Regions from separate parts of the Homo sapiens genome. Here all the other regions are linked to region 1. A link is a contact called in ENCODE Hi-C or POLR2A ChIA-PET data. All regions are on one chromosome and are shown on one strand. The core of a region is the stretch at or near the end of the contact, and the rest is flanking DNA. Distances in the headings are between cores, read along the strand shown.

Region 1 (2,783 bases), core at 113-2,612:
TCTTAAAAGAAAGAAAGAAAGAAATGGATTGTGGAAAATCATGAGCTCTCAGATGTATAAAATAATGGGTTGCTGGCTGGGCGCGGAGGCTCACGCCTGTAATCCCAGCACTTTGAGAAGCCAAGGCAGGTGGATCACCTGAGGTCAGGAGTTCAAGACCAGCCTGGCCAACATGGTGAAACCCCACCTCTACAAAAAATACAAAAATTAGCCGAGCATGGTGGCGGGCTCCTGTTATCCCAGCTACTGGGGAGACTGAGGCATGAGAATTGCTTGAACTCGGGAGGCAGAGGCTGCGGTGAGCCGAGATAGCGCCACTGCACTCCAGCCTGGGTGACAGAGTGAGACTCCATCTCAAAACAACAACAACAATAATAATAATAGGTTGCTAGAGAAATATTCCTGGATTCCTGGAATAGGCCCAGAGGGAGGGGTTTGTACCAACCCCAAACTTGCCCCTGCCCTTGTCCCTCCCTGCCTTAGTAAGTTCACAGGGACTTGCCTGAGGCTGCCCTCTGGCTGGCCTAACCACACTTAACAATTCTCTGCCCCAGATGAGGGATGGTAGTTTGCTAGATCTAACGTGGTGAAATATACAAGGAATTCAAAGCATTTTGTTAATATTTTGTAATATTTTTCACACAGAGTTCCTGTAATGGGGTATTGTTGCCTCTGTGTTGCAGTTAAGAGACAATGAGATTTAGAGTGACTTCCTCATATCACACAGTCAAAGGACTTCTGAGAAGTGAACAAAGTTCTGCAGACATAAGGCTTCTGACTTTTACCACTGCCAAGTAATCTCCCCCGAACAGCCTCTCCCCACCATATCAGGTTTCCTTGGCTGAGTATTTAGGAGGCTGCTGGTGAGTCTAATCACTTGGGACATCTTAATAACTGAAGTCACATTGGAGGGGAAAACTCATAAAGAGGCTGTGGGTGATTGAGGGCATCTTCTCAGAAGTCTGGCTCCAAACACGCGTGTTGCCACATACTTGGAATTCTGCGAAGAGAATGCAGAAATATTTCAATCAAAATATCAGTGAGGTTTATCTGATTCTTCCAATACAGTGTTTTCAGAGAAGGAGCAAGCGCTCCAGTAACTGAAAAGCAGCGTTTATTCAAAACAGTAAATGAAGTATTTGTTATTGGCAAAAACAAAGACATAATGTGGATCCCGAGGCAGACTTTCAGGAAGCCAGGGGTGGAGGAGAGAAAGGAAAGAAGAACTGAAAGAGAGAAAGCTTAGAAAAATATGCAGTTTGGTCTTGGACCTTTGCCAGGAAAAGCTGGGTAATGAAGGATTAAAACCGAAACAAAATGAAAAGGAAATAAGGGTAGGAAAGGGCCACGAAGAATAAAGAGCTGGTGATGTGTTTAGTATAAATGAAAAGATCCCAATCTTATTGTGGGTTAGGAGTGTGGGCATGGGGGATGGGGACAGCAGGCTGAGGTCAAACTCAGGGAAAAAAAAAATTAAAAACCCCAGCAAATAAACAAGCAGAGGGGAAAAGATGAGTAAGTAGAAAGAGAAAAGGAAGCACTTTTAACAGGAAGCCGACCAAAATAGATATGTACAGTGCCATCTGAAGGGAAAGGGGGAGAAGGGGCCATTAACGCCATGTAAGCTTAGGAATTTGGGGAGAGATGATTTTAAATATTAAAAAACAGAGGACCCAGCCTGGCCAACATGGTGAAACCCCATCTCTACTAAAAACATAAAAATTAGCTGGGCATGGTGGCGGGCGCCTGTGGTCCCAGCTACTCGGGAGGCTGAGGCAGGAGAATCGCTTGAACCTGGGAGGCGGAGGTTGCAGTGAGCCGAGATCGCGCCACTGCACTTCAGGACACAGTGAGACTCTGTCTCTAAATAAATAAATAAAACAAAAAACAGAGGCCCTTTCGAATGACCTGCAGATTCTATCCCTGTGAATTACAGAGGGCGGAGGCTCTGGATGGTGTCACAGGAATGGTTGGCTGCCATATTTTCCATCCCAGAAGTCAGCCAATTTCAAGGCCAGTGGACAGGATCATAATCACTGTTTTTCAAGGGCTCCAAAGGCCTAGGGTGGCCGTCAGTGGGGCAAGAGGATGAGGGGATGTGTAAGGCCATGAAGGCATTGGGATGGATGAGTGGGTTGGTTGGCAAGAACCCCTGACCACCTGGCTGCAAACATCACAGTAGAGAGCCAGGCCTTGCCTGACCATGGTCTCAAAAAACTTCATCTCCTACTGCTAGGACCACTTGATGTCCATCTGTTGGTGCAGCCTTCTCTCAGCTCTAGGACAAATTCTGGCCTTAGCTGGACTCTCAGGAACCCTAGCCCCATATGCTGGGACCTGGAAACAGGGCATCCTTGCTGCTTATATTGTCTTGACCTTGGGGTTTTTGTTTCCCTAACTGGAAGCTACAGTTCTACATGTTCTTAGCTACAGTTCTACTCTTGACCCTCTCTTGGTCTTGGATTTGTTCCTTGTATTTAAGGCCATGCCTTAGGCCCCTGTCTGCCTCCTAATGCCCTCTAAGGCTGGGGCTCCTGACTTAGTCTTGGCAGGCTCCTTGCCATAACCCAGAATGCTGCCAAAACTCCTTCCTGGTGATTGGCTCCAACTACTGGAGACAGATGACTCTGTCACCCATTGCCTGTCTGTCCTCTTGGCTCTCTAAGCATTGCTTAAGCCTGGATTTCCATCAGATGCTCTGAGCACCTTTAGGGAATTCTGTTCATCCATCTTTGGCCCTCCTAATGCTGCCTGTGTCCCACGGTCAGTCAGCTGCCTTTGCC
Region 2 (2,700 bases), core at 198-2,697, 140 kb after region 1:
TATTCCCCCAAATATATTTTCCAAGCATTTTGAATTGTTTTCTTCCTCAGAAACACTGATTATTCTTAGGTTTGGGTGTTTAACATAATCTCAGACTTCTTGGAGGCTTTGTTCATATTTTCTTAATCTTTTTTCTTTGTCTTTGTTGGATTGGGTTAATTCAAAGACCTTGTCTTCGAGCTCTGAGTTTCTTTCCTCTACTTGTTCAATTCTATTGCTGAGACTTTCCAGAGCATTTCGCATTTCTAAAAGTGTGTCCAAAGTTTTCTGAATTTTTGATTGTTTTTTCTTTAGGCTATCTATTTCCTTGAATATTTCTCCCTTCACTTCTTGCATCATTTCTTTGGATTTCCTTGCATTGGGCTTCGCCTTTCTCTGGTCCCTCCCTGATTAGCTTAATAACTAGCCTCCTGAATTCTTTTCCAGGTAAATAGGGGATTTCTTCTTGGTTTGGAGCCATTGCTGGTGAACCAGTGTAATTTTTGGGAGGTGTTGACAAGCCTTGTTTTCTTATATTACCAGGGCTGGTTTTCTGGTTCCTTCTCATTTGTGTAGCCTCTGTCAGAGGGAAGGTCTAGGGCTGAAGGCTGTTGTTCAGATTTTTTTGTCCCATGGGGTGTTCCCTTGATATAGTATTCTCCCCCTTTTCTGGGGATGTGGCTTCCTGTGAGCTGAACTCCAGTGATTGTTGTCTCTCTTCTGGGTCTAGCCACCCAGTGAGTCAATCCGGCTCCAGGCTGGTACTGGGGGTTGTCTGCACAGAGTCCTGTGATGTGAACCATCTGTGAGTCTTTCAGCCATGGATACCAGCACCTGTTCTGGTGGAGGTGGTGGAGGGTGCAATGGACTCCATGGGGGTCCTTAGCTTTGTTGGTTTAATGCTCTATTTTTGTGCTGGTTGGCTTCCTGCCAGGAGGTGGTGCTTTCCAGAAAGCATCAACTATAATAGTGTGGAGAGGGACTGGCAGTAGGCACGGCTGTAGAACTCCCAAGATTATATGTCCTTTGCCTTCTGCTACCAGGGTGGGTAGTGAAGGACCATCAGGTGGGAGCAGGGCTAGGCGTGCTCTCCTTGGCGGGTCTTGCTGCGGCTGCCATGGGGGATGGGGGTGAGATTCCCAGGTCACTGAAGTTGTGTTCCTAGGAGGATTATGGCTGCCTCTGCTGAGTCATGCAAGTTGTCAGGGAAGTGGGGGAAAGCCGGCAGTCACAGGCCCCACCCAGCTCCCACACAAACCAAAGAGCTGATCTCACTCCCACTGTGCCCCCTGCAACAGCCCCGAGTCTGTTTTACCCAGACTGGATTCTCTTTACGGACGGGAGTTCTTTTGTAGAACAAAGAACCCATAAAGCAGGGTATGCAACAGCTATATGAACGATATAGTTGAAAGTGCACCTCTCCTAGGGCACAAGTGTTCAACTAACCAAACTAATTGCCCTCAAGAGGGCGCTCAAGTTAAGCAAAGGAAAAACAGCATTTATACTGATTCTTTCTCTCTCTCTCTCTCTCTCTCTCTCTCTCTCTCTCTCTCTCTCTCTCTCTCTCTCTCTTTCTGACGGAGTTTCCTCTTCATTGCACTTCCAGGCTGGAGTGCAATGGCGCAATCTCAGCTCACTGCAACCTCTGCCTCCCAGGTTCAAGCGATTCTCCTGCCTCAGCCTCCCGGGTACCTGGGATTACAGGCATGCGCCACCATGCCCGGCTAATTTTGTATTTTCAGTAGAGACAGGGTTTCTCCATGTTGGTCAGGCTGGTCTTGAACTCCTGACCTCAGGTGATCCGCCTGCCTCGGCCTCCCAAAGTGCTGGGATTACAGGCGTGAATCACCGCGCCTGGCCCATTTATACTGATTCTAAGTATGCTTTCCTAGTCCTCCATGCCCATGCTACTATCTGGAAAGAGAAGAACTTCCTCACAGCTAATTAGTCTCCCATTGAATACCATCAGGAAATTAATAAGACTATTTTCCTTGGTTTTCCTCCCATGGGAGCTGGCAATAATACATTGTAAAGGCCATCAAAGAGTGATGGATGAGATAGCCGAGGGAAATAGGCTGGAGGACAAAGCAGCTAAATCAGCAGCAAGGGGGCCCAGGTCTCTGATCCACTTGAAGCCCTACTGATCTGGGAGGGCCGCATCAGAGAAATAAAACCTCAATACTCTCTTGCAGAAATAGAATGGGCCACCTCTTGGGGATACATCCTGCAGTCCTCAGGATGGCTACAATCGGAGGACAATAAGCTTCATCTACCAGCTGCCAACCAATGGAAAGTACTTAAAAGCCTTCACTAGGCCTTCCACCTAGGTAAGGATAAAACCTATCAACTGGCCCAGAGATTGTTCTCAGGTAAAAATCTAATACAAAGAGTTAAACAAGTTGTTAATGGTGGCAAGATCTGCCTTAAAAACAGTCTCCTTAATCGACAGCGTCTTTGGCCAGGAACTCAAAAGACAAGCGGCTACCTTGGGGAAGACTGGCAAATGGATTTCACCCATATGCCAAAGACAAGGGGCATCCAGTACCTCCTACTATAAATAGATACGTTCACTAACTGGGTAGAAGCATTTCCATGTCAGACAGAGAAAGCCTCTGAGGTGATAAAAGTACTAATCAATGAGATAATTCCCTGCTTTGGACTTCCTAAGTATCTCCAGAGCAATAATGGCCCCTCGTTCAAGGTGGCCGTCACCCAGGGGGT
Region 3 (2,700 bases), core at 114-2,613, 200 kb after region 1:
GGACCACCAAGGGAGGGAACAAGTGAGCTTACACCTTCAGAAGCAGATGAACCGCTTTCAACAATGATAAAGAATTACCCAAGTGATGACAGTAAGAATATTCTAACCTTAGGGAACATCATGAACATCTCTTACACCAAGAGGAGATGAAACTGCAAAAAGATGTTTGAAAGGGGTCGCAGCAACGAATGCTTCTAATAGTGAATCTCTACGTTAGGGCATGTTAGAATCACCTTAGGAAAGTTCAAAAATTCCCCAAGCCCAGACCTCAAGCCAGACCAATTAAATCTGAATCTACAGGGGTGGAACCCATATATCTAAGTATTTTTTTAAAAAACAGCTCCTCAGATAATTGCAAAGTGCAGCCAAGGTTGAGAATCGCTGTTTTAAAGCAGGTACAAAAAATTAAACGTGGACTTTGATGGGGGGGACGGGAGTGTCGGTAGGCATGGATGAACTGAAAAGCCCTTCAGAATAGAGCGGTGACTGCAAGAGCAAGGACAAAAACTATATGAGAGCCCGTGGCAGGGGATTTAAGGGCCGTTTTTGTGTGGGACTGACAGGATTTGGGGGATGGTGACGACCTCAGCATACACCCGACTCTATTAAAATTGAGTTACTCTGCCAGCGGCCCTGTCTCTACCCGCAATCATATTTTCTAGCACCTTTTCCCACAGTTTGGAAAAAAAAAAAAAGGGGCGAAAACGTTCTCCCACGTAACGCGCCGTGGACGTGTATGGGAGGAGCAAAGGCCTGAGAATCACAAGCGCGCGGCCGCTCCCATTTCTTCGCGATTCCAGAACCAGAATTCACGAACATTTAGAGGAGGCCTCCCCTGGCTGTGTTTGTGCCCCACTTAGGAAGCGATGGTGGATTTCTCTGGGCAAATTGTCGCCTTTACAACGCCAGGGGGCGGAGGCGGGAGGGAGAGCGGCGAGGGTAAGGGCGGGGCAACTGCTGACGTTCCCGGTGACGACTCCGGCTCAGCCCTCACCCTGGTTTCCGGCGGCGCGCGGCTCCCTTTTCCGCTCTCCCGCGCGCTCACAGGTACCGCCTCACTCCCACGCGCCCCCCAGCGCTGCGGTGCTAGACAGCTGAGAGAACAGACACAGACCTGTCGGAAGGTCCTCTGCAGGTCCCCCTTCCGCTCTGCCGATCGACTTCCGCCTCGGGCAGTCAACATGTACGTTGCGGCTGTCTGGCGAAGCTGCTTCTGAGCGTTTGCGGAGGCGCAGCTTCCCCTCTGCGGGGCCGCCCTGCTTCCCCCCCATCCCCGCCTCCCCCCGCCCCTCGCTCCTGTCCCTGGGGTCGGCGGACTTCTCGCTACATGGGGGCGGGCTTCCGCGGTCGGCGCACGGCTTCCTGTTCTGAGGCGGCCCGGCGGTAGGCGGTGGCGACTCTGCCCGCTCCCGTTTCGGCGCGGTGACCGAGCGCCCGGGAGGCTCGAGGACCGCATCGTGTGCCGTTGCGCCAAGCCCGGTCCTGCGCCGCCATGGCCCCAGTGCAGCTGGAGAACCACCAGCTGGTCCCGCCCGGAGGCGGCGGCGGGGGCAGCGGCGGACCCCCGTCAGCCCCAGCCCCTCCTCCCCCGGGAGCCGCCGTGGCGGCGGCCGCTGCAGCTGCGGCTAGCCCGGGCTACCGGCTGAGCACCCTCATTGAATTTCTGCTGCACCGGGCCTACTCGGAGCTTATGGTGTTGACGGACCTGTAAGTGCCCCGAAACCCCTGCCTGTTCCCCAGCCCCCCTTCCCGCCCAACCGGCTGAGACGTTTGCACCTCCCTCTCCCCGAGAGGCTGCTGTGTTCTCCGCTGGACTGCTTAGTCTAGAATTTTTGAACTCCTGGGGTTCAGCAGAGGTGGAGAAGAAGCTTTGTATCTGGGGTCTTCCTGGCAACGATGCAACAGAGACTTGTTAATTTTGCGTGTTGTTACACTTCCACTGAAAATTGTGTGAAATTTTTGTCCGAGTTCCCAACAGAACTCTCTTGATTTCTTGGCTGGAATACATAATATTCGAGCTTTTAGAAAAAACTCTATAGATGGGAAATTTGTATTACAGCCTCTTGACGATACGTTTTAAATGTAAGCTGTTATTGCTTCTAAGTTAATGCAGGAGCTACATACGTTGTGTATAAAATACAAATTTGAATTCAAAGTACTTTTTTTCTGGAACTTTTGAGTGTTTGAGGTCTTAATGAAGTTAGTGTGAGTAAAATTTTTTTGTAAGTAGTCTGTTATTTCTTGGAGTATGAAGGGGGTTTATAAATCACCTAGTTACCCATGAAATGCCTTGGGGCATGATTAAGTTGTTAATCCCTTCAGAATAGGATCAGAATATACTAACGAATTTCAGTGTGTGAAGAAAAGGCACCGTAACATTTTGGGACTCTGTTGTACATCTTATAACCCAGGTTCAGAAAAAGTTAATCAGAATTTTATTTTTTATCTATTGCAAGACTTCAGATCAGGGTTATCAATTGAGATACATTAGTATGCAGATATTAGGCTCTAAAGCGTCACAGTAATTTGTTTTTAGAGACTGATAACAGATACTTGTTTGCAGATGACTGAAAGAGTAGGCTCTACTTAACTCCTGTAAAACGTCATTCTCAGTTTTGATGTATTGTACTTTTTTGAATGGGACAGAAAAAAGTAGTGTTAAAGAAGCCTACCCATGGCTAATGAGAAATTTAAATCGCT

What was found. A loop is a pair of places that touch in the nucleus more often than their neighbours do. ChIA-PET counts read pairs that join two places held with the same protein, here RNA polymerase II (POLR2A). Pooled maps may share reads with other maps.
Region 2: a pooled map shows a loop between it and region 1 (2.2-fold over the local background). The contact joins two enhancer-like sites. A Hi-C loop is called at or near these places in 5 of 168 maps with a recorded cell type or tissue (HepG2, IMR-90, K562 and 2 more) and 5 of 50 pooled maps. POLR2A ChIA-PET finds 5 or more read pairs at or near these places in 2 of 52 experiments (AG04450 and activated CD8-positive, alpha-beta memory T cell).
Region 3: a pooled map shows a loop between it and region 1 (12-fold over the local background). The contact joins the promoter of MED14 here to the enhancer-like site in region 1. A Hi-C loop is called at or near these places in 3 of 168 maps with a recorded cell type or tissue (IMR-90, PC-3 and mammary epithelial cell), 1 of 37 single-sample maps with no recorded cell type and 10 of 50 pooled maps. POLR2A ChIA-PET finds 5 or more read pairs at or near these places in 1 of 52 experiments (activated T-cell).

What each region holds. Positions count from the first base shown.
Region 1 is chrX:40,931,975-40,934,757 of GRCh38, reverse strand. No RefSeq gene overlaps it. Among named protein-coding and RNA genes, the nearest start is that of USP9X, 150 kb to the left of the region's middle. Within about 2 kb of position 1,362, at least 12 of the 41 ENCODE cell types and tissues checked have a DNase peak (open chromatin) inside an H3K27ac peak, as active enhancers do; they include IMR-90, where a contact is called at or near this core.
Region 2 is chrX:40,792,963-40,795,662 of GRCh38, reverse strand. No RefSeq gene overlaps it. Among named protein-coding and RNA genes, the nearest start is that of MED14OS, 59 kb to the right of the region's middle. Within about 2 kb of position 1,447, at least 7 of the 41 ENCODE cell types and tissues checked have a DNase peak (open chromatin) inside an H3K27ac peak, as active enhancers do.
Region 3 is chrX:40,734,205-40,736,904 of GRCh38, reverse strand. It overlaps MED14 (mediator complex subunit 14), which reads left to right and starts at 1,363. Exons shown (of 31, transcript NM_004229.4): 1 at 1,363-1,707. The coding sequence starts at 1,493. MED14OS (MED14 opposite strand) reads right to left here and starts at 1,215. Exons shown (of 2, transcript NR_169211.1): 1 at 1,115-1,215. RefSeq lists enhancers at 151-1,071, 1,072-1,993 and silencers at 1,026-1,115, 1,376-1,755.